Linked DNA regions of Homo sapiens: region 2 is linked to region 1. Evidence: read pairs that join two places in POLR2A ChIA-PET (ENCODE). Cell type or tissue: A673. All regions are shown on one strand. Each heading gives the region's core, and the rest is flanking DNA. Links, peaks and the distances in the headings are about the cores only.

Region 1 (2,900 bases), core at 231-2,730:
AGAAAGGCCAGACTTCACCACTGCTCCCATTCTCAAGAGGAATGTTTGATGTGGGAGTTAAATGCGTGGACTCAGGAGCCAGACTGCCCAGGCTCCAGTCTCAGCTAGACCTCTTTCTAGCTGCATGGCTTTAGGCAAGTTATTTCAGCTCTGTGTCTTGGTTACCTCCTCTCTATTTGGAGATGACAAAATCTACATCATAGGGGGGTGGTGAGGGTTTAGGAGTTAGTAAATATAAAGCACTTGGCACAAAGCCTGGGACACTGTAAGAGCCATGTAAGCACTGGCTGTTACTATTATTTCCCTTCCAGAAGAGAAGCCTGCCTGCCGTGATAGCTCAGGAATGGAGGCCCCTGGGACTCAGCTGGGACACAGTTTAGAGACACGAGTGCCTCTGTGGAAACAGCAGCCCTACCCCGGGGGAGAAGAAGGGAATGACAGGAAGACAGGGTGCTCTACAAAAGCCCAGAGCCCCAGGAGAGCCCCCGTTGCTGAGCACTGACAGAAAGCAAGGGCTACCACCACTGACAAGGTTTGATGTCCACAGATAATCCCTGCACTGAGGGCGTGCTCTGAGTGGGCCCAGTGCATGGAGGGGTCACGCTCCCTCCAGATCGTGGAGCCTGCCAATCATCCATAGAAGTATCCATGGTCAGGGGAGCAATGGTCCCCGAATGTGCCTCCCCTGCTCTTCTGTGCTACCTGGCTCAATTTGAGTCCAACTCAAAGAACCCAACTGAAGAAAGAAGCAAAGGAAAGAGTAATTGGGTTTCTGCATCCTAAGGGGAAGCTTGACAGCTGTGGTTCTTCCCACTGAAGGAATCAGGAATCCACTGTTGTCAGAGGTTGTTTGCATGGAGTGTTTGTTAAGCTCCTGCTACGCATGAGCAAGACAGGGTGCTAGACACTGTGAACAGTAAGATGCTGAATTAAACGGTGTCCTGGTCTTCAAGGAGCTTACAAGTGAGAGCGCCCGCGGCGCCGCCTCCGCGGCCTCCCTGCCCACGCACTTATACACACAAACCCCCCAGAGGGAGAGAAGGGGGCATCGGCAAATGCCAGAAAGCTATCGTTTTTCTTGGTTCCTTTTCTGGAAAATATACAGTTCTCTTTCTGCATTCTTCTCATCCTGCTCCTCCTTCTCCACGTCCCTTTCCATTTTTCCTCTCTGCATTTTTTCTTTTTCCCCCAGACTCTGCGACCTGCTTCCCTCTCCATCTATATCTCCTTTCCCTTCAGCCTATGCAACCGTCCTTTCTCATTTTTCTTTCCCCTGATTTCTTTCCTTGACTCTCTACTCTTGGGGCTCCCCAGATGCCGGGCTCCCCTCTTTCCCCGCCACCCCCCATCTGCTGAGTCTTCCAGCACCGGGGACAGCTCCAGCCCCCGGAACAATGGACCCCACTTTAGGGTTCCTCTATAAATTCTCCATCTTAGTGCTTTGCCCAACTCCTGACTGGGGAGTAAGATGGGGGAAGGGTTATTATCAACAGGACCAGCTGCTCTTCTGGGGGCGGGAAGGGAGTCAGGGAGGATGGAGATAGAAAGAGGGCGTGGCTCGTGCCTGGATTGTGCGTCCCTCTCCAGGGTAGAGAATTTGTATTCGACCCCTGAGACTGACATCACTGATGTCAGGGGAAAGGAGGTGGGAGTGGGGAGGGGGGTGTGGAGGGGGGAGGTTTTTGTTGAGGAGAGCGCGGCCGGAGAGCAGAGCTCCGGGACCCAGGTGACCGGGAAAGCAGGCAGCCCCAGCGGCGGGAGCAGCCGGCAGCAGCCCAGGCCCGGGGACTGGGGTGGGGGTGGGAGGGGGGCTGAGGGGAGGACCTGAAGGGGGGCGGCAGGGCAAAAGGGACCCCTGGAGCCCTGCCGCCATCAGAGATCAAGCATCTGGCATCAGGGATCTTCGGACCCAGCAGAAGGATCCGCCACAGGGGAGGTGTCCTCCCAGGGAAGCCAACGAGAGATTCACCTGCCCCACATCAGGAGTGGGCCCCCCTTACTGACGCTGCTGGCAACCATAGCAGGCCCCTTAACCCCTCAGTCTCCTCCCCATCACCCTCCTCAGGCCCTTTCCCCGCCTCCAGCTCTCATCTCAACTCCCAGTTCCCAGCCCTCTAAGCCCTAGCACCCCCGGCTACCACCTAACCCTCCAGGTCTTGGCCATACTCACCCCCATCCTGGGACATTTGCCAGATCTCTGGGAGGGAGATCGTTTGTTTAGGCGATGCCCCCTGGTGGCATGACAGCGTCTGCCTAGACCCCTGACCCCTAGCACTCAACTCCCTGGGCCTCCTTTGTGTGAAGAGCCGCCCCTCTGCTTAGCAGCGTGGTTGGGGGCCAAAGGGAAAGCCAGCCCCAGCTGGGCCCCCGGGCCCCACCACTTATCTCCTTGCTGGGCAGCTCCCCTTGGCCTTTGGGCCTCTCCCTGCTCCCCTCGGCCCCTCCTCCTGGGCCGCCTCAATGAAGGAGCCGGATGCCATCAAGCTGTTTGTGGGGCAGATCCCGAGGCATCTGGAGGAGAAGGACCTGAAGCCCATCTTCGAACAGTTTGGTCGGATCTTTGAGCTGACTGTCATCAAGGACAAGTACACCGGGCTGCACAAGGGTGAGGGGTCGGGCAGGCTGAAGAGGCTTCGGGGTGGGCTGGGAGGCTGGGGGAAGTTAAGCCAGGCTGGAGGGGTGGAGCGGCTGGGAAGGGCTGATGTGGAAGGAGAAGAGTTCAGGCCTGAGGAAAGTGGATGGAGGAGCTGAAAAAGAACTCAGCTAGAGTGATCAGGAAACCCCGGTGAAGGACTAAGGAGGGCCTCTTTTGGCTGAAGAGTTGTCAAGACGGCTGCAAAGATGTGGATCCCAGACATATGGGTGTGTTGATGTCATGGGATGAACTCAAGAAAGAATGG
Region 2 (2,900 bases), core at 173-2,672, 100 kb before region 1:
GACACTAACATACAAATATGCACGTGTGGACGCAGGAGCAACCAGATATGTCGTAGGCTCACAAATGACACATACTTTTCTTGCATATGCACACCCACAAGCACACCTTCAAACATGCCCACTGAAATGTGTACCCGAAAAGACAGGTACACAGAACAGCATAATGGAAAGCTCAGGGGAACTGGGATGTAGATCCAGCTCTCAGGCAAACTAGCCTATGACCCTGGCCCAACCGCTTTGCCTCATCTGGCTTAGTCCTTCATCGGTAAATGAAGAGGTTGAATGAGATGGTCTCTAGTCTCAGCCATTTTTAACATTGATGATTCATGTTCACACAAATGGATACAGATGCCTTTGTACAAACATAAGTGTTCACACTCAGACACACGGATGTACACAAAGCCACCCTCTCTCTGCTCTGGGGCCAAGAGCCTAAGAGCCCTGGCTAATTCTTTCCCTAGGCTCTCAGGCATCCAGCAGAGCTGGGGTGTTGAGCCCCCGTTTCCTGGGTTCCTCCCTGCCACCCCCTCACCCTGTCTCTGTATAGCACCTCCCTGAGCCTTCACTGTCTGGCTGGGAAGGACTGGCATCTCTGCCTATCCCCCACCCCTTGTGTACCACATCTTCCTGCTATACCCTACACTTTGCCCATGGGAGCTGAGCCCCAGCGAGGGAGGGAGGCACAGAGGAAGCCCCTTCGGCGGGAAGCAGGTGTTGTGAGGCCGTGAGGAGTCCTATGTCCCAAGGCGGGAGGGAGGCAACTGGAGCTTTTCAACTCGAAGGGCTGAGCAGGTGGCCCCTCTGCAGCTGCTTTCTCTGCCTCCATAGCACTGATACAACTCCCGGCCACCCCTCCACACTCCCCTCCTCTGTGAAACAAACACAGCTTCCTCACACCCTTTGCTGAGAAGCATTTGGCATTTCACTTCCCCTTCCATTTTGCAAGAGGGAAACAGCAAGCTGGAGCTGGTTGGAGAAGTAGTGGAAGCACCAGGTACCTGTATCTGCAGCCCAGGTACATGGTGGTTGAATGCAGAAAAGCCTCCTGGGCTGACCTACTTCTCTTTCTCTCTTCCAGCACAAATTGAAGTGATCCCTTGCAAAATCTGTGGGGACAAGTCGTCTGGGATCCACTACGGGGTTATCACCTGTGAGGGGTGCAAGGTGAGTCATAGGCATGTGTATGCATGCATGTGTGCGTGTGCATACACAAGCGCGCGCGCGCGCACACACACACACACACACAGTGTCTCCTTAGAGATAAACAAGGGGGTTAATGGCCTTTGTTCTGACTCCAGGGATGATCTCCTGGGCAGCCAGGAAAATGCCTGAGTAGCGCCTTCCTGCAGGGCCCTCAACACTGGCAGGGCCCTGTCTTAAGCTGGGGAAATGACTACAGGATAAATTGCAATTACACAAATAGATGGAGGAGAGAGAAAACTGACAGGTCGTGGGATGTAGAAAAGCTGCCAGAGCTTGTGGGCTGGAGGCCTTTGTGAGTGAGCTGGGCCTGACCAGGATAAGCAGTCTTGCCCTCCACCTGCTTTCCCCAGGGCTTCTTCCGCCGGAGCCAGCGCTGTAACGCGGCCTACTCCTGCACCCGTCAGCAGAACTGCCCCATCGACCGCACCAGCCGAAACCGATGCCAGCACTGCCGCCTGCAGAAATGCCTGGCGCTGGGCATGTCCCGAGATGGTGAGGCCAAGTCGACAGCCCCCTGGGGTTTTCCTGGTGTCTCCAGAGGGGCAGCCTGGCCTGCTGAGCTAGACAAGGCTTAACCTGCAAGACGGCCCATCCTCTGGTCTCCTCTCCATTCCTCCCCGTTACAACCCCTTGTCTCCTCCCCTCCAGGGATGGATGGGTCACCCCCATCAAAGTTCTTTGGAGTCCCCAACTTTAGGCTTTGCTAGAACAAACATCCTCTTTCCAAGGTCCCATACCTCTTCATCTCTTCTTACTTGGAACGAATTCTCCTCACTCTGCTGCCCTCTGGCCCAGCTCCCATGCAGCTCTGGCACCTTCCCCTGCTACCCTGTTGTTGTAGTTCTAGCTCTATCTCCTTTTCTAATCCCCCATTCCCATACTTGGACACAGGACTATAGCCAGGAATGGAAACAGAATTGGCCTGAGAACAACCAGAGGGTGGTCGTGGGGGAGGGCTGGTGTTCCTGGTGCCTTATCCACCCTCCTCACCCACCACCTCCTCACCAGTCTCCCTGCACACCTCCACCACCACAGAAGGAGCCTAGGGTGGAGCTGGGGGGGCATGAGGTGATGAGGAGCCAGAAGGAGCCCGTCAGCACTTTTCAGTGCCCAAAATAACAAAGCAAAAGGAAGCACGCAGGGGTGCAAAGGGGCAGGCGGGGCGAGGGGCTGTGCCCCTACACCTGGGAGGGGTGGCGGGGGGAGTAAAAAGGCAGGAAAGAGAGAGCAGAAGAGGATGTTCAGAAACAAGCCGCGGAGCCCGGGTTGGGCTGTGGTGAGTATCTAGGTCACCAGGGAGCCTGCAGGCCTGACCACAGGGAGACCTGTGTTCTCAGCTCTCCTCTTCCTCCGACCCTCCCAAAGAGGCGAGGTGACCCCAATACAGCTTGAGGCCCTCTGCTCGACCACCCCCAGCCCCAAGATCTGGAGGCCAGAATCCCCAGCCTAGACTCATTGCTTGAATTCTGCCATGATTCAAATCTGATTTAGAACTTAGAAGATTTTGCTTAGCAGATTGAAATGGCAGACTGGACAGACCCCAGAAGCAAACAAGAGTGAGAGGTGGACGGGGTCTTGAGCATAAGTTCCCTAAAGGCTAGAGAAGCTGTGCTTGGAGTCAGCCATTCAGAGAGCAGCAAGTTAATCCTTTAATGACCAAATGCCTCCTGACCCTGCCCTGTGCCATGTTCTCCTGC

What was found. Peaks named below come from ENCODE experiments on the same cell type or tissue, not always from the same donor. Only the 100,000 strongest peaks of a DNase experiment are listed, where the experiment ranks them.
Region 2: POLR2A ChIA-PET joins it to region 1 with 7 read pairs; 4 of 35 experiments call an interaction of 5 or more read pairs at or near these places.

Annotation. Positions count from the first base shown.
Region 1 is chr1:151,715,581-151,718,480 of GRCh38, reverse strand. It overlaps CELF3 (CUGBP Elav-like family member 3), which reads left to right and starts at 1,678. Exons shown (of 13, transcript NM_007185.7): 1 at 1,678-2,605. The coding sequence starts at 2,461. It also overlaps a transcript of RIIAD1 not described here. RefSeq lists an enhancer at 1,454-1,748. In A673, for the core only: a CTCF peak has its summit at 2,221 (motif pointing left); a DNase peak (open chromatin) is centred at 1,500; H3K4me3 peaks cover 284 bases; H3K27me3 peaks cover 2,008 bases.
Region 2 is chr1:151,815,459-151,818,358 of GRCh38, reverse strand. RORC (RAR related orphan receptor C) reads left to right here. Exons shown (of 11, transcript NM_005060.4): 3 at 1,079-1,164; 4 at 1,554-1,695. Among named protein-coding and RNA genes, the nearest start is that of LINGO4, 11 kb to the right of the region's middle. In A673, for the core only: no CTCF peak of the experiment used is centred there; no DNase peak of the experiment used is centred there.